Regions from separate parts of the Homo sapiens genome. Here all the other regions are linked to region 1. The links are chromatin loops, found by intact Hi-C in ENCODE. Cell type or tissue: dorsolateral prefrontal cortex. All regions are shown on one strand. Each heading gives the region's core, and the rest is flanking DNA. Links, peaks and the distances in the headings are about the cores only.

What was found. A loop is a pair of places that touch in the nucleus more often than their neighbours do. Peaks named below come from ENCODE experiments on the same cell type or tissue, not always from the same donor. Only the 100,000 strongest peaks of a DNase experiment are listed, where the experiment ranks them.
Region 2: it touches region 1 in a loop (4-fold over the local background); 13 of 110 quality-filtered maps call a loop at or near these places.
Region 3: a loop joins it to region 1, with 4 times the contacts of the local background. A loop is called at or near these places in 3 of 110 quality-filtered maps.

Annotation. Positions count from the first base shown.
Region 1 is chr16:72,238,590-72,245,261 of GRCh38, forward strand. It overlaps a transcript of PMFBP1 not described here. Among named protein-coding and RNA genes, the nearest start is that of PMFBP1, 70 kb to the left of the region's middle. In dorsolateral prefrontal cortex, for the core only: CTCF peaks have their summits at 3,453 and 3,654; a DNase peak (open chromatin) is centred at 3,439; H3K4me3 peaks cover 711 bases.
Region 2 is chr16:72,122,451-72,127,450 of GRCh38, forward strand. It overlaps PMFBP1 (polyamine modulated factor 1 binding protein 1), which reads right to left. Exons shown (of 21, transcript NM_031293.3): 15 at 3,518-3,682; 16 at 2,788-2,955; 17 at 2,317-2,484; 18 at 1,096-1,199; 19 at 464-538. Among named protein-coding and RNA genes, the nearest start is that of DHX38, 31 kb to the left of the region's middle. RefSeq lists enhancers at 2,382-2,491, 2,502-2,561, 3,106-3,607. In dorsolateral prefrontal cortex, for the core only: CTCF peaks have their summits at 2,616 (motif pointing right), 2,816, 4,483 and 4,787; DNase peaks (open chromatin) are centred at 2,631 and 2,953; H3K4me3 peaks cover 488 bases; H3K27ac peaks cover 2,179 bases.
Region 3 is chr16:72,425,990-72,432,661 of GRCh38, forward strand. LINC01572 (long intergenic non-protein coding RNA 1572) reads right to left here. Exons shown (of 14, transcript NR_126330.2): 7 at 1,401-1,468. It overlaps LOC124903718 (a long non-coding RNA gene), which reads left to right. Exons shown (of 2, transcript XR_007065114.1): 1 at 1-4,074. Among named protein-coding and RNA genes, the nearest start is that of LINC01572, 240 kb to the right of the region's middle. In dorsolateral prefrontal cortex, for the core only: a CTCF peak has its summit at 3,293; DNase peaks (open chromatin) are centred at 1,200, 1,452, 1,847 and 3,262; H3K4me3 peaks cover 5,000 bases; H3K27ac peaks cover 5,000 bases; H3K27me3 peaks cover 950 bases.

The sequences.
Region 1 (6,672 bases), core at 639-5,638:
AGACTTAATTATATATCTTGAGCTTTCAGACTTCTGTGGAAGGACCTATTCACAGGCAATATCAGGAACCATAAAGTACCTGCTATGTTTTGAGCATATTTTCAGAAACACAGGCTTTATTGCATAGATAAAGATTGTCTCCAAAACATGGGACAACCAAGCCTATTTTCTAAAATAACAACCATTCACTCTAGTCTAGTGGTTTTCAACCAGAGGTGATCTTGCTCCCCATGGAGCAATGTCTAGAGACATTTTAATTGTCACAGCTTGGTGGGGTGGGCGTTACTGACATCTAGTGGGTAGGGGCCAGGGATGGTGCTAAACATCCTAAAATGCATAGGACAGCCCCTCCTCTGCCTCCCCTCAGCAAATAATTATCCTGTCAATTCTATGAAGAGGGTGCTGCATAATAAAATATACCCAAAAAAACAAAAAAACAGGAAAAGGGATTTTGCAAAAAGTAAGGAAAAAATCAAAACAAGAATTGTCTAGCCCCAAATGTTATTAGTGCTGAGATTGAGAAACTTTTTTCCTAATAGTACCATTGAAACTGAAATCTCATTAAGACTCCTGATGGCTCTCTAAGCAAAAACAACGATAACATGTTTCCATGTTTACCCCACCAGCCACACATATATTCTTCAATTTTTTCTTCCTCAGAAGCAAAAAGTAGGATCAGGAAGACTATGAAAGGCCATTTGTTTTGAGACTTGAAGGAATCAGTTTGTTCTTTTGTAACCCTTCCATTGTCTGTTGATCACCACATATTTTGTTAAGGCTTTTTACATGATACATAATCTTTTGATCCATTCCTTTATCTACCCCAAAATTCTCTGCGATGCTAAATAAAACACATTCTCAATTTATATGCATTTTCTTTTTTACCGTTTAATTCCTAGTGTGGGCCTTTCTTTAAACCTTTTTTAGAAGGAAAAGTACAGCTACTGAGAGGTCCTATTTGGTTTACAATCATGTCTGGTTTATCATTACTATCATCTAGTGCCTCCAAGAATGTTCCTGTTGGCTGGGCGCAGTGGCTTGCACCTCTAATCCCAGCACTTTGGGAGGCCGAGGCGGGTGGATCACAAGGTCAGGAGATCGAGACCATCCTGGCCAACATGGTGAAACCCCGTCTCTACTAAAGATACAAAAATTAGCTGGGTGTGGTGGCATGTGCCTGTAATCCCAGCTACTCGGGAGGCACGAGAATCGCTTAAACCCAGGAGGCGGAGGTTGCAGTGAGCCAAGATTGCACCACTGCACTCCAGCCTGGTGACAGAGAGAGACTCCATGTACAAAAAAAAAAAAAAAGAAAAAAAAAAAAAAAAGAATGTTCCTGTTGTCATTAGGTGTTTGTGAAGAAAACCCATGAGGTTTAATATTAAAATAGGAGATATACTCGAGGGTTTAGGGGTTTCTTACCCAGAACCTCAGGTTCCTTAAGCACCAGGGAAATATTTTAATAAAAATGCACAGAACATTTCAGCTAGAGATTAGTCCAATAGGAGGGAGGACATATCAGGAGGTAAATACAAGTTATAGATGCAAAAATACCTAACAGGTCATATCAGGTAGACTGTGGCGCAGAGAACAAGGAGGCTGTACCTGCTAAAGACCTAGATTCTACAGGAATAAAAGGAAATGCTGGTTTCTTTCTAGTAACTTAACATGGTTACTAGTTTGCAGAGCTTAGTCAGAATCTCAACGACTACATACTTGAATATGACCAAATTATTCTAATGTTTCAGATGAAAATATATAGACAGAAATAAAGCATTGTGATTTTTGCAAGCAGCGCTTGCTTTCTTGGCTAATTCCAAACGTCTCTACTAAAAGTAGGACAATTCTGCCTTCTAATAGAATTCCTGACTAGGCAGATCATTTTGTTAAGATAGATGTTCGTTAGCATTTTGGTTTCCTTAATTTCATACCATATTCTATTTTATTCCTTTGTATCATGGTTGAAAGTGCATATGATTCTTATCTCTTCCTTAGGTTTTTATTTTTTCATTGTGACATCTGTGCTTGAATCATGGTGCAGCCAAGCTGTAGAGGCTTAATTCTTTTAATGGGAAGACAGCATGCTGTGGCAGAAAGCATGCCAGCCTGGCATCTGCTGTTCTCCGGCTGAGTGTCCTAGGACAAGTCACTTCTCTGTTATGTCAGTACAATTAGGGCTGTACCAAAAGATCTCTAAGGGGTCCTTTCCATCTCAAATATTCTTCATATTTTGAATCTTTTTATATGTAAATATGACAGTAGTAACACAGTAACTCTGTTATCTTTCCTTATTTTGCAATTGTGTGTTGGGTGGTGTGTGTGTGAGAGAGAGAGAGAGAGAGACAGGGAGAGCGTGCAAGAGAGAGAGAGAGAGAGTGGCAAAGGTGCAGGTGGAGGGGGTTAAGGGGAGGAGGGACTACTTAACCTTGGTAGACAATATGAAGGTGTAATAATCTGTAAACATAACTTATGTTAAAGAAGATATGTAGGTATTTAAATACCTCTTGGAGGAATATGTAAGTACTCATCATGGTTACAAAATAGCACTCTCAGAAATGGCTCTCCTCCCTCCTCCAGGACAGATAAAGCACCTGCAGGCTCTCACCGACCACTGAAACAGCCATGAAAACCCTCATGCTTTTATACAGCAGGACAAAGCTTTGAAGCTTTGGCTTTAAATCACTCCAGCATCTCCCAGCTGTAATGAGGATAGCATTTCCCTAGTCAAAACATCCTGGTTCTATTTATAGGTGTTCACTTCTCTGAATAATAAACAAAAGTAGCAGGCTATTCTCATATTATGTCATTTTCCTTCAGCTACCCTACTATTTAATATAATGCCAATAATTAAAAAAATTTCAAAGCCATCATACCTAACAGTGGGTTCAGTTAATTACCTTAGAGAAGACACTGACTGCCATATATTTGAACAGCCAAAGCCTTGCAAGAATATTTGATTGGCCTTTGTTTACCGAGGGTTTCCAGTATCTCCCTCTCTACTTCATGGGGGTGGGTTCAGTTCTTTAAATGATTCCAGAAATAACCAGTCTCCCTAGTTGAAGGAAGGCTGTTTTCATCTACTAAGTAACATCCCTTCGCTTGTGTTGCTTTAAATAAGGATGGCAGACAATTCAGCATCCATGGAGACAGCCACAGTTCACTTCTATTCTTTTTCAAATGTAAGTTTGTATTAGGTTATTTAATGGACCACAATATATTCAGTAGGTACAGAATTCATACCCCCAAATGGCTGGTGTTTAATTGCATCCCTCCAGTCTGTTTTAACTAAGACATTTCCTCCTGTGCATATAATCTTCATTATCATAGAAGTTATTTTTAATTTATAATTAACATAGTCTCCTTCTCATTATGTATGCCTTGATCGACTTGGACCCTCCGGACACATCTTGTCTGGCACGGTGCTGGTTGTGTCCTGCAGTTCTCTCAATGTGCAGTAGGTGTCTATCTTAGCCTTCCCTTCATCCTTCCTTCTCTTCTCCTCCCTGACACCGTGATATAGTGCATAATTCCAAAATGGCAGCTTTTTGAAAATTCACCTTGATTATCAGACATTAAAAGTGACTCATCCCGCAGTGACTGTCTGGCAGAAGGGATGGGATCAGACAGCAAGACAATGAGGGGACTGGGCGCATTAGCGCACTAGATTACAGAGCCCATCAAAAATACCTTTGTTCTGTCAAAGATCCAATCATTTACTAGTTGTGTTCTGCAGAGGAGAAAGAATGAGAGGGAAAAATACACCAAACAAATAAACAAAAAAATACATTTATGAATTTAAAACCTCCTTAGTTCTCTTTATTCTAAGAGTAAAGGAAAGTATCTAATTAACCTTCTCAGGAGAAGAAAAGATGGGGATTGTGCTTGTGAGACAAAAATCTATAGAACCTTTTCTTTTTCACTAGCTATCAAAATTTCTACATTAGCTTCTGTCCTTTGGGTCTTGGTAAGAGGGAAATTGTCAAGTTTTCAGGGTTTGGTCTTGATTACACTGCACTCAGCCTGATTTATGGCAGAATATTTAGAAGACAAACTGTTTCCGAACTAGAACGTTCATTTTCATTAAAAGCAATGCTTTTGATTTCTATCTTGTCACAATATAATGCTAACCAAGAAATGCGTGATGGATGAAAGGGGAAAATATGTGTAAGGGCTATTATTGAGAAATACTTTATAAGCATCTAAACTGGCCCATATAAAAAGGCAGTAAGAATCTTTGAAAAGAGAGAGCACATGAATTCTTGCATCAAGCATGTGTGTGTTTGTGTGCAAAGGGGAGGAGGGAACTGGAAAAGAAGGGAGGAGAGCGACGAAGGCGTTCATATTGAGCCCTGGGTGGGTATAACAGGGTGAGATGTGTTGTATCGTCAGCATGACTGCAAGCCTGGTGAGCTTGTGATTCTCCAAGGAGACAAAATATCCAAATGGGAGGTTGGTGCCTGACTTTTGTCTTTTTATCATTTTCATCATTTGCCTATGAACTCAGAGGAGCATTTTATCAGTCATGGAAAATGCCCCCAAGGGGCCCAGATCAAAGGCAGGCTTTGAATTGTGTACTTAGGTGGATCTTCCTGCCAAAGACATTAATGCGATTAAAACACAAATTCCATAAACAATTATTTTCCATCTGTTTAGCAATAATAATAGTGATGTTATGTGCTGTCAATGGTGTCCTTCCTTACAATGAGGCACCAAGTGAATGCAAATACCCTTCTGCACGTGGATGCTGCAGCACTTTGGGAGGATTTGGGAGGTTTCATCTGCCAGCAGGACAGGAGAGTGGCCACTGTCACCATGCAGGGATCTCTGGAAAAGAATGGCTGTATTTTAACTGTCATTTGCAAATAGATTCATTAAAACAACTCATTGCATTCCACCAATTGTGCAGTGTACTTGTATACTGGTGTAAATTGGAGATTTGTCATTTCTTGCCTCTGCCTCCATGTTTATTTCTACTGTCAGGTACAGAAAATGTACCCCTCTTTTTGCCCCTCTTAATTATCCCCAGTATCAATAACTCTGTTCCTTTATTGATGGAGGAAGGGAGATTCAGCAGGACTGCCAGTCCAAGTGGCTCAGTCACAGTTACACATTCAGAGACCTACTCATGTTTGTTTGGATTCACAACACATACTCTGAGTAGGGAGAAAGAGAATCTATAAGCTTTAAAGATCTCTGCCTAAACCAGACCAAGAGATTAAAGGGGAGGGCAAAGGGGAGGGTCCAGACTGATTTCCGCACACCAGCACTCGTAACACAGGGATAGATTCCTGAAAGAGGGACTGACCTGCACGAGAGTTTTCATCAGTGGAATTTTAATGAGCCCTAAAGGTTAGCCTTCGACTTCGTTAACAAACAGCTCTAGAGATAATTTCCAATTTTCAGTGTTTATAGAATAGTGGTTCCTTGGTCATAATGAAATTCTGAGACTGTCTAGAGCCTATTCTGCATGTCCAGCTGAGGCTGAAACACAAACCCTCAAAAACAATTAAACGTGTGCTCAAAATCAAATGCAGAAGAAATAAAAAGAGGAAGGCATTTTGCAAATTAAAGTGATCACATTAACCTCCTTTGATGAAATCGGTTCAGTCAAATGAAAAATACTTATTAAAAAAACAAACCCTGCACAGATATTTTAGCTATTGAGGGTAATGATTATTCTAATATTGAAATGGACACAGACAAGAAAAAAAAGAGAGATAATAAACAAAAGAGGAAAGCTTCATTCCCAGTAGCTAGAGACCAGAGTCCCTGTTATGTGTAAGTGGGTTGTAAATGTGTAGAAAAGAATATAGATGCAAATATTGCCAAAATTGACACTAAAGGATAAAGGATAGGTCAGTTTGTTGAAAATACGTCCCCTCTCCTTCTTCTCCCCTCTCCCTGCTTTCTCAGGTTCTACTGGGTCCTTGAAGAATTGCCATAATTGCACCAGAAAGGAAACAAGTATGACTGAGATTCCAGCCACATAAAACAAGAGCAATGGGTGGTTAAGACAAAGGGCCACATCTAAAGATTTCTTTTCCTCCAAAACTGGGTGGAAAATCCTTTCACTTTCTCCAAAAGGATGACCAAATCTCCTACTGGTATGGGGACCAACAGAAGATGCTTGAGCTGTAAATGCTGGGAGAAATATTCTTTAGTTTATTAAAGTTAGGCTAAATTTTATTTCTTCCAGTGCAACAAATCCCTTTCACTCCCCAGGCTAGCCACTTCCCTTCTTGATTCACAGAAGAATGGAAGGGGTTAAAAAACAAAACAAAAACCAGAGCTGGCCTGAAACTCTGCCACTCCAAGGGTGCAAGAGGTTAGGGAGCAAGGGGCCCCGCTGCGTGATGCTCTGGTCAGTTTTGGGCACGCAAGAGAGCATGGGGGGCATGAGAGTCGGGCAACTGACTTGGGTTCCAGTTCCAGTTTTGCATTTACTCCTTACTCCCCGTGTAATCCTGGTGGGGGCAGTCAATTCCTCAGAGTTGCAGTTTTCTCCTAGGGCTAAAGGGATTAATGAGTTCAGGTAATGTTAGCACTGGGGGGGATCTCAGGGATTATTTAATCAATTCTCCTCATTTTATAGACAGAAAACTAAATAACAATAACAGCAGTTATAATAATAAAAACAATTATAACTAATATTTTTGAGCATTTAACATGTGC
Region 2 (5,000 bases), core at 1-5,000, 120 kb before region 1:
ATGAGGGGAAGCAAGACCACAGGCCCCCAGATGAGCAGGTGGAACAGAAGGGCTCCTCCAACCTGGCCTGCTCACCTGATGATTTCATGAAGAGATGTTCCTTGTTTGTTCCTTCACTTGGGATCTGTTAGAGCATCTCAGCCCCTGCCCTAAATAATCCAGTCTGCCTTTCAGTGCCTGTTCCCTGCTTAGCACCCTTGACCTCTGAGAACCATGAGAGCAGGAAGGAGCAAAAAGACTACTAAACTCCCTTTGGATTTTTGGTGAGAGAACTAAGGCCCTGAGAGGTCAAGTGATATACCCAAGGTCACATAGATGCAGATTCGAGACCTGGGGGTCTTTCCAAAGCACCAGGCCTTTCCTGGGCTGATCCCCCTATCAAGGGCTAAAGCCAGCCCTGGCTCCCTGCTGACCCTTCTTGTCAGCTCCCAGGAAGCAGCCAGGGTGGTTTAAGATGACTTACTCCTTTTCGCCACTCAGCTTGGCAATGTATTTCACCTGCTCTCGGAGCTGGTTTCCTAGTTTCTCATTGGCGACCCTGTAATAAAATCACAGGAGAAAACAGCAGCCAGTCGCCAGCCTCCCGCGAGCAAGGGTGCAGCTGGCTGAATGGGATGCTGGGTTCTCAGCAAGACTGCTGCTGCATCCCACGTCCCCCACGCATCACCCCGTCCGCAGAGCTAAGGCCTTCCTAGCACCTGGGGATTCAGAGGACTCTCTGAACTCAACTCCTATGCAAAATCCTGTGAGCCCCAGGTGAGTTCAAGGGAATGAGTTCAAGGGGGCCAGGCAGTGAAGCTGGATCCTGGGATGGGAGGAGGATATCTGAGCCAATGTCCCCCTTCCTTCTTGCTGCCGAGCAAAGCACCCCTTCCTTCCTGCCATCGCTGTTTCCAGCTCAGCAGAGGGCTTTCCAGGCCTGCCTGAAGGGTTGAGCCCTCCTCTCCATCTTATTTCCATCCCTTGGGTGTGGGCTGAGACTGGATCTGTTTTCCAGGAGTGCAGGGGTGTGTGTGACTAATCTTTGGCACGCATGTGGCTCCTCGGCTCAGTCCAGGCCTCGGACCCTGCCTCCCTTTTTCCTCCCATACTCACTTCTGCTGTTTTGCCCATTGCTCCAAGTTGGTCATAATCTGATCATTCCCTCGGTAGAGCCTACAGGTGTCTTTGGGCACAGACCACTGGGGCAGGCAGCAGGGCTTGGGTACAAGAAGAAAACGAGACAGTCAGAGGTGGGAGCACAGGCCTGTCAGCCCTCCTTCCGAGTCAGGCCTCTTCTATCTCCCTGGGAAAAGAAAACTTGACTCTGCTGTCCAACCCGAGGCCAGAGTTGTGGAGTTGCCACCAGACCTCCCCCTCTGGCTTGTGCGGGTGGCATCTCACACAAAGGTGACATCTCTGAGAAGGCACCATTTATGGCAGAGACACGTAGATTTGTACACTTATAATCACGGTTTTCAGTGTGAAGGCATTAAAGTGACTCCTAAAAAAGAAGTATGCTAAGCCAATTTTCCAACAGATGGAAGAAAAACATCTGGAGGAAGAGGAAGAGATGCCTTCTTTTTCTCTCTTCTTTTTTTTGACACTCTTGCTCTGTCATTCAGGCTGGAGTGCAGTGGCATGATCACGGCTCATGGCAGCTTAACCTCCCCCCCGGCTCAAGCTATCCTCCCACTTAGCCTGCCGAGTAGCTGGGACCACAAGCATAGGCCACCATGCTCAGCTAACATTTAAACTTATTGTAGAGATGAGGTCTTGCTATGTTGCCCAGGCTGGTCTCAAACTCCTGGACTCAAGCAGTCCTCCTGCCTTGGCCTCCCAAAGTGTAGGGACTGCAGGCATGAGCCACTGTGCCCGGCCTAAGATGCCTTCTTTGTAATTCGAGCAAAGGCCCAGTGGCCACCTGAGCTGTCCTGCGGCCTCCTGCCATGAACTTCACTGCTCAGGGAGGTGGGCCTGGGACAAGCCCAGAAGGTCACTTAGTCCATTCTACTGTAGGGTCCAGGGCTGCCAAAAGTGTCAGGATGTACTCTGGAAGGGGACCCAGTGGACTAGGTCAGGGGTAGCTGGTGTACCTGACAGTCTCTTCTCTAGAATGGGGCCTTCGCTCTGCTCAGTATCTATCAACAAAGCCACAAGAACACAGGTGGGTTGAACCAGCAGCTGTGGCTCTTGCTTTGTGCTAAATGGAGGGGGTGACCTTTCCTTTGCTCCCAGGCTCTCCCACCCCCACCAAGGGCTGTCTGGCATTTGGGTGGTCATAGGATGTGCCTGGAGGCACTGAGAGGAGGCACGCAGAAGCCAAGGCATGCCCACCTCCTTATCGTCCTCAAGGAGGTTCTCTTTTAAGGCGGCCATCTCCTCCTGGAACTCCCTGAGCTGCTCCTCTTTGGCTGCCAGCATCTTGAGGTCATTCTGGTGTTGCTTCTGCCACTGCAGCACCTGGCAGCTCATCTCCTCTAGCTTCTTGTCAAAGGCGTGCACCTACTCAGGAGAGCAAAGTGAGGAGGGGGACTCCAGCTGGCCTCCCTGACCGCAGGACCCACAAGGCCAGAGGGTGCTTCCTGGGCCTTGGGATACGTGTTGGGGGTATTTTCTTCTCAGTGGCCAGCAGAGGGCACCCATGCTCCGATCTTTGCTGCCTCTGTCTGAAGTTCAGGGAGCCAAGAAAGTGGAGGGAACCTAGCAGCCCAAGGGAATGACTTAGTGCTAAATAATTCTGGATGCAAGAGGTGACCTTGTGGACCCCTACCAGGAAGGCAGCCCAAGCCCCTGGCAGCTCCTCACCTCCAGCTCACTCTCCTGGTGGAAGCCCCGCAGTTTTCTTAATTCCGTATTGAGCTTTTTCATCCTTTCCTCATAAGCAATGATTTCCTCTTCCAGCTGAGCTTTCTTCTCTTGGGTCTGTGTCAAGCTTTGCTGCAGGCTCTTTGTCTCTGAGGTCACGTGATTGAGCTTCCGGAAAAGACAAAGAGGACGAATGGCTGTCAGAGACTTTGACCCTCTCTGCTGAGTCCTGAATGGAGGAGGGTTCCAGTCCCTTCCTGTCCTCTGCCCAGGGTGACACGGACGGTCACCTTGCCTAGTCTCCCAGAGAGGGGTGGGAAATGACAGTGGTTGGTTTTCTGCACCCTGCTTTCTCCTTCCTACCCACTCCCTCCATTTCTTCTCTTTCCAATCCCATGAATTGATGGGCCAGCCATGATCAGCACAGGATGGGGCATGAATTTCCCTGACAATCCAGACTTTGGGAAAACCTTGCCCCCGAGTCACCCATGGGCAGAAAGGCTTGCTAGATTTGGTTTTGATCTTTGTCCTCTTCCTCCGCCCTCCACCCAACTCCAAGCCTCACAAAGAGGAAGCAGGCCTTCTCTGCACAGACATCCCAGCCCACACAAGGGTTTGAGATGGCCCCATTGACAGTCAATAGGCAGGAAATTGGCTCCTGTGCTTCTCCCGCTACCTTGACGTTTCCTTGCCTGAAAACAGCCCTGGAGACTAGAGGGTGTGGCCTCACCTTCTCGAGGGCTTGTGTCAGGTCATCCTGGCAGGCGGCTGACTTCCGGGATAATGCATCATAGGCTTCTTTGGTGATGGTAGTCTGGAGATAGTGCTTCTCCTTCTGCAGAGCTTTGTCCAGCTGGGCCTGCAGGCTCATTAAGGACTCCTTCTGAAGGGCTATCTTTAAGGAGGGAGAGCAGAACTGTCAGGGTGCCAGGTCAGGGTCATAGAGGCATTCTCTGTGCCTATAGGAAATGAACAAGAGCCAAGCTCTCTCCTGTCTGCAGCAACCTGCAGAGTCCGTGTTAACACTCACATCTTCACTTCACCACTGTAAAAGGTAGAGCTGTCTTTCCAGGCTCTTTTGCACCCCTCAGCCACATCTCTCTTTCTAGTTAGCATTTCCCTCAAACAGCAGGAGTACCAGCGGTGCTGGGGCATGATATGCCAAGTACACAAAAAAGTCCCTTTCACATACTCTGCAGCCTTTGATAAAGACCTGGAATCCGATTTGAGGTTAGTGGACATGATAACAACATGTCCTTTGTGTTTTATGCCTCACTTAGTTCCTGATGTAATTCACTAGACTTGATGTGCCAGAAAGCAGGACTGTGCCTGTGTTTTGTTTCCTGCTGTTTCCCCATTGCTGTAACTCAGGGCATGGCACATGACAGAGTTTCAGGAAATGCTCAAAAATGGTCTTTGTTCTGTCACGTGAAATATTGCATTTTTGGAGTTAGGGATCAATTGATCAACATGTTAGGGAACATGTAGTTCTGGTAGAAGTGTGTTTAAAAACTGAAGTCTGTTTTCAACATCGTAATGAGTATTCATGGTATAGTTAAAAGGAAGTTGGGATCTGGAGTCAGAAAAATCTGGGTTGAGGTCCAGGTTCTATCATTTACTTATTTCTCTAGCCTCAGTTTCTGCTTCCACAAATTGAAATCATTTTAACTGTTTCGTGGAGTTTTTATGATGATCAAATGAGGTGATATGTGTAAAAAGGGCTTTGTTTTACTATACGACTATGAGTTACTGTCACAGACACACACAGAAACTAGCCTTCTTATATACTTTAAGTACAGGACAGAGATCTGCTTCTGAGTCTGGAAGCCAGAGGGAGACCTCAGAAATTCATATGCCTGACTTGTATTCTTTGGTATTCTAGCACACCTGCATCTGAAAGTGGCCATGCACACAGAAACACATTCTTTTGGGTTTTCTTGTTTTATCTCCAGTAACTGATCAGTGCTTCAAGTTTATTACTTTTTCAGATACAATTTTGAGTACCTCTGGCCCTGGGAATTAGTGAGATGAAAAGTGGTAAATTGGACTTCTGACACCATATTTTACATGCCCTGGTGGTGAAACTATTCCTAAAGATGAAATAATTTGGTCTTCTGAAAACAGAAGTGCATCTTTTCTGGGGACTTCTGAAAAACATGGAGTCAGCAGGGTCTGCCCAGTAAACCAGAGGAATCACTGGAGAAACTATAATT
Region 3 (6,672 bases), core at 1,034-6,033, 190 kb after region 1:
GCGAACAGCAAGCAGCAACCGAAGGCGCAAGTGCCAGGATTACAGCCTAGGCTGCTCCAACTATGAGCCCTTCCTCGGACCCTGGGACTCGGCTACTTGGGGTTTGGGGGTCTTCCACACCACAGAGGCACAAAGCTGACTTTAATCACTTTTTTTCCTTTAAACTTGATTCTGCCGCAGTGGAGCCAGCACAGCGGATGTTTTCACACCCAGCAAGACAAAGGCCGTCGTCTCCGCCATGACACTGTTCCGTTCCAAGCAGAGGCCGGGATTCTGGACTCCTCGAAAAATCAAAAAGAAACAAGGAAAACAAACAACAAATACAGCAACAAACAGAAAAAACTGAAAACCACCAAAATCGTTTGCCCGTTTGCCCGTGCCAGGGGTGATCTGGGCATCTGTTGCAGCAGAAGGCGCTTGTGTGGGGCTAATTTTTCTTTTGGTGGGGGGGACAAGCTGTTGGCTTGTTTGCTATTTCAACTTCGTTTATAATTAACTTAAAAAAAACCCCACCATTCAGCCTAGTCAACAACAAACAAAGAAAAAGCAGACATCGGAAGAGAAATGCCATAGGAAGCGGCATGAATACATGCCACAGCCGGTGCCACTTGCCACTCGGAAAACCTCAGGGAAAGATGCCAATTCTACAGCTGCGAAGAAGGCAGAGAAAGGAGGATAAAGGTCTACAACTAGAAATCATAAGGAAAGAATACTGCTTGTATAATCCTGGATTGCAATTGCACACAGCCTCTGCTGGGAGAAGAGAGGGAATATTTAAATGGAGATATAGATGGGTATAAATTAAAAGATAGGCACCTATCGATTGCGTATAAACACATGTGTAAGGTTGTATGTGTATATAAATATGCATATTTTCAGACAAACGTTTAGATATGTATATATTTTGTGCTACAGGTATGGGTATGTATATAGGTGTATATGTTTATGCATATACACACATATGTAGGATGTATGCATGTGTGAGAAAAAGGAGGGAGAGAGAGGAGAGAGAAGGAAATATGTGTATGTGCATGTATGTGTATGCATACATCCCACTTTTTGACCCAGGTATACACAGAAGACAAAATAAAAATCATACTCCAGCAGCAAGCAGGCAGCCAGAGATTTATCTACATTCACTGCTATCACCAGGGAGATGAATGGGGCCGATCTGAAGCCCTTTTACAAGATCCACTATGGGAGTGAAGGAGGAGGAGGGATGCCACACAGACATGCACAAACTTGAAGGCAGAGCGATTTGGAAGGGGCTACTGAGGAAACACTGGTGGCATAACGCAGGGGAGAAGAAGGGGAAAGAGGCTTGTCTCTCTCTCTCTATGTTTTAGGTGGTTGTTTTTAAAAAATCTGCAAAAGGGTTTCAGGGAACGGCTGGTACTTACGTTGTCTGCGTTGCTGTGGATCCTGAAAGGTGTTCTGTTGGCACCGGGCGCTGAGCCAGGGGCAGGCGCTGGAAACAAAAGGGAGAGACAAAAAAATAAAGTGATTCAATGGGAATATTAATTGCTGCTCTTGTGGATTTTACAAAACACATAAACTGTTTTCTTTTTCTTTCTTAAAAAAAAATGTGGATTGGCGCGTGTCCCTTTTGCATGGAATATACAAGTAGTATGGGATTTACAGCCCAGTTACGGGACTCAGGATTAGCTGCGCTGGCATCTTTTGGGCATATTCTTCCTTTTAATGAATGAGCTTTCGCTGTTAATGAGGAATAATCGTTTGGCTAATGAGCTTTGAAACATTAAGAGAAAAGAGGTTTTTTCCGTTAATCGCTCTGGTGCGACTGCATGGATGGATTACAAAAGACAGCAATAGGAACGCAGTACAAAGGGGGGGACCTCTCCTGCAGTGGGAGAAGCACCGAGATGGGTGATGTGTCCCTGCGTCTTTCCTTCCTTCTCTCTTTCGCTCTCTCTGCCAACTGCTATGGGTTTCCATAACTCTGCAATCAAAGTGGATGGTCGGGAAGGATTATTACACAGAGTGAAGCCTCCGCTGTTAATGTCTCCAGTGTTTAATCATCATACAGTAGAATGGTTTTATGCATATTTCATTTGCATATCATTAAACTGTGTTAGTGAGGGGCATTCAGAACCAGGAGAAGTACAAAGTTGGGGAGAGAGGGAAGAAAAAAAGGTCCCTATGATGCTTATCTTCAAACGGGGACTTGTTCCATGATCTGTCTTCTACTTTTGCTAAAATCATTATGACTTGGAAACCTTTGAAGTTGGATACAACCTTGGATTCTTCTAATTCCTGCAGAGCAGTGTATTTTACAAAACAGCAGAAATGTTCCTGCACTAGACAATTAAAGGAATATAAACTCCAGTGGGCTGAAACTAGTAGCTCTTTGGGGAATGCAGTAGCAGAGGCTTCTACAAATACCAACACTTAAAAATATATAATAAACAGCATCATATTAGAAACAAAGAAAACGAAGACAAGAAATATTAACACGTGGATTATATTTGTTTCTTTTGGGGGGTAATGAACTAAAGAGAATGAAGAAGCCATCGGTAATTTATCCCTTCATTAATGAACAGTCACCTTTTTGTATGTGTTTGTTTTTGTCCTTTCTTTTTGAAGAGGGATGTTGTTACTTTTGAAGCAATTAGTCAATTATTTTGTAGCTCTGATCTTTTCCCCCTGCACCCGACAGGACAGAAAGGTGGTGGTTAGGGAATATGTGAGTACTTGGGGAGGGGGGGACTTGGTGGGGAGAGAAAGAATACAGTGAGTTCTTTGTAGATCTTATACATGCACAACATATTAATTGGGGGCTTTTAAAGCTCCCTCAATGGGCTATTTCATTCCTGGTAAAACAGCAGCTGGTTAGCCACTACTGGTGACTCTTCAAATATTACTTCATTTTTATTCTGTCGCCGTTGTTGTTGTCTTGCTTTGTTTTTCCTCAGTTAAGAATGAAAATGTAGTATCACCCCCTCTTTAGTGAGTCTCTTCTCCATCTTCTTCACTCCAATTTCCAAACTGTAAAACAATGTTGGCTTAATACTGAGTCCTGGTGCACAGTCTAACTGGCACAACTTGATTTGGAAATGAGATGCTGCTTTATATTTAAATTACCCCGGCTCCCCCCTTATCCTCCAAAGCTTTGTCTCTGTTATGAATATGCAGATGAGGCCTGATGTGATTACACTGTACAATTACTCCTATCCATGGTGGTGTCAGGGGCTGCTAGGGAGACAGAGAGTCAGACAGCCTCCAAGCCAATACAGAGTTTTGTTTTCGGTATTTTTCCTATCTCCTTGGCACTGCGGCACATGCAGATGTCGCTGTTGTTCTTTATAAAGCCCTAATGTATGCAAAAGCATAACGATTTGGTTTGGACGCAAAGCATCAACGAAATATTATGGATGTCTTCAAGAAAGGGGGAGAGAAAATCCTGACTGAAGGAATGTCCACATAAATTATTTTTATTTAAATGAATTCAAAGGATGGGATGAGGGCAAGTCAGACGGAGTCGCGTGGAAAACATGAATAATATTAATATGCATAAAGAATTCTCACCAACGAGGAGAAGCTCCTCACTACAGCTCTTGGGACAAACAGGTTCATTAGGAAACAGCTCAGAGCGACTACAGCATTTTGCTATTTCAATTTTTTCCCTTATTTTAAATGAAGAGTCAGACAGATGTGTTTTCTTTGCATGGCAGCATTGAGATGGATCCAATCTGCGAAATTTGCTGCCCAAATAGCATTTCTAATGGAAACTGGAACTAAACAAGGGCACGGATATGGGAGGGAGGGGAGAAGAGAGAATACACGAAGAAGAGTATATTCAGAGCCACTGCATGGCATTTTGAGTACAGGAGGTTTTCAGGAACGATCTTTGCTTCATTAGTCTCCCCTGTGGGCTCCTGATGTAGGGAGCTATCAGGGTATACCAAGATGAGCACTGAGACAGGCCTTTCTAGGTCTGAGGCTGAGGAAAGCAGCGGCAACTTGGTGCCTGTCCCCCAGAGCTGTCTACAGTTCAGAAGCCAAAAGCACAGCTACTTCTAATTTGGGGATGCAGTAGAGTGCCTACTGATCCAGGTATTTGTGAAAGATGGAATTCTTGGTGCTATCATAGTATACATTGCTAAAGAGCAGATGAAATCGGCTGCTTAAGGAGGCCTGATAATATTTATGTTGGTTAATTCTCATGATAATGATAACTGCACTTGTCTAGTATTTTCAGAATGTTAAAATTACCAGTGTGGCTTAATGCATGTTTACAATAAATAGAGAGGGACAAAGAGTGAATGAGCCTATTGGGTGGATTCAAAACTGATAAAATATTTGGACTATTACTCATGGTCTCCAAGGATTAACAAAGAAAGTCAAAGAAGCAGTAGTCGGAAAAAAAGAGATTTTGTTACTTCCCTTGGGCAGGTGGACAGAGTTCAAATTACTTTCATAATTCAGCTAAAAGAATTTTATACTTCAGTTGAAATTACATGAAGACATTTTTGATCTGATATACATATCTGCATAAATTTCTATTATGACATCATAACGTTGACCTGGAACTGGTCTGATTATAAGCATGTTCTAAATACTGTTGCTCTTCACCTATAATCTCTAAAACTTCCATTTATAAGTTTCTTTTAAGACTCCCCCTCCAATAATTTCCAACTGTTACACGATTCTCAACTGTTGGTACAGTGTACAAAACTACAGAGTACAGTGAATTGATGATTATTTGGAGAATGGCTATTTAATCTGAATTATTCATATTTAACCTCTTATACTTTCCATCTCTGTTGCCAGAATTACGGATATAGAATTTTGAAAGAATACATGTAAAGAATTAAGCACAGTATCTGCACATAACAAGCTCTAAATAAGTGTTAGATTTTATTACTGCTATCATTACTATTATTACTTCAGTGTGTTGGTTACCATTTGAGAGAAATAAGGAAAAGAAAATAAAATTCAATTTAAAATTCAACCTTTACTTTCACTATTAAATAGCAATGCAGGTAAAAGGCTGAGTGGAAAAGCATTAAATAGATATTCATGGTGAATAGACTGTGAATGATCTGTAATCAGAAGTCAAACTACAGCTTATGTCAATGCACACTAGACCCATGAAAGAGTTCCATTAAAAATGTATGTATAATTCTGAAATTTTCATGTTGCATGACATGAATAGTCTGATAAGAGAGTTCTATCGTGGTTGGTATGGAGGGTTTTGGGAACTGAAAGGTGCTCATTATTTAACTACAATGATGAAGCAATGCCAACTTTCAGTCTTTTTTTTTACAAAAATAAGTTATATTTTTGAATAAGTAATACATTACAATGAAGTATCAATAATTTAAATAATGTAGAAAGGAAAAGGTCTCTGTCTTTTCCCTCTTCTACCCATGAGTTCCTCACCCAACCCCCAAATAAGTAATCACTGTTACTGTTTTCTTGTTCATTCTACCAGCTATTAATATATTAAGAAGATATTAATATAGTCTCTCTCCTATATCTTACACAAATGATACTTTTTACCAATATTCCTTAGAATTTTCTGTCAACACAATAAGTTCATTTGTGACTAGACAGCTTCATTTCCAGTAATCGTGCCAATTATTCCTTTTTCCTTATTTCATTGGTGAGGACATCTAGTACGATGTTGAATAGAAGTAGTGATAGGTGAGTGTAAACATCCTTACCTTGTTTGCAATCTTAGGGGATGTCACTGTCTTGTTCATGGTCTTAGGGGAAGAAGAATTCAGCCTTTCATTACTAAGAATTATGCCCTTTATCATGTGAAAGAGGTTTCCTTCCATCCTTAGCTAACAATTTTTCAAAAAATCATGAATGGTTATTAAATTTTGTCAAATCATTTTCAGCCTCTATTGAAACAAATAACAGCTTAAAGCTGTGAGTATAGTGAATTACAATGACTGATTTTCATATGCTAAACCAACCTGGCAATCCTGGGACAATGCCCCATTGATCATGATATATTAATCTTTTTGTATATTGCAATAATTGACCTGCTAACATTTTGTTAAGAATTTTTGAATCCATGTGCATGAGAGACATTAGTCTATAATTTTTTGGGGGATGTAATAACTTTGACATTGTTATCAGGGTCTTGCTAATAGCATAGAATGAGTTGGAGAGTGTCTCCCTCCTCTATACTCTGAAAAAGTTTGTATAAGATTATTATTTTGTCCTTAAATGCTAAATTCAATTAATCAGTAAAGCTATGAGGCCTGGGGATTTCTTTGTGGACAGTTTTCATATAACAAATTCAATTTTTTTTTTTTTTTTTTTTTTGAGACAGAGTCTTACTCTGTCACCCAGGCTAGAGTGCAGTGGCATGATCACAGTTCACTGCAGCATCAACTTCCTGGGCTTAAGTGATCCTCCCACCTCAGCCTCCTGAGTAGTTGGGACTACAAGTGTATGCCACCACACCTGGCTAATTTGTTTTTATTTTTATTTTTTGTACAGACAGGGTCTCACTTTGTTGCCCAGGCTGGTCTTGAAGTCCTTGCCTCAAGCGATCCTCCTGCGTCAGCCTCCCAAAGTGCTGGTATTACAGGCATGAGGCATTGTGTCTGGCCTACAGATTCAATTTTAGAAAAATGATCTTGGATTATTCAGATTTCTAATTTATGTTAATTTTGGTAAGCTGGGGTTTTCAAA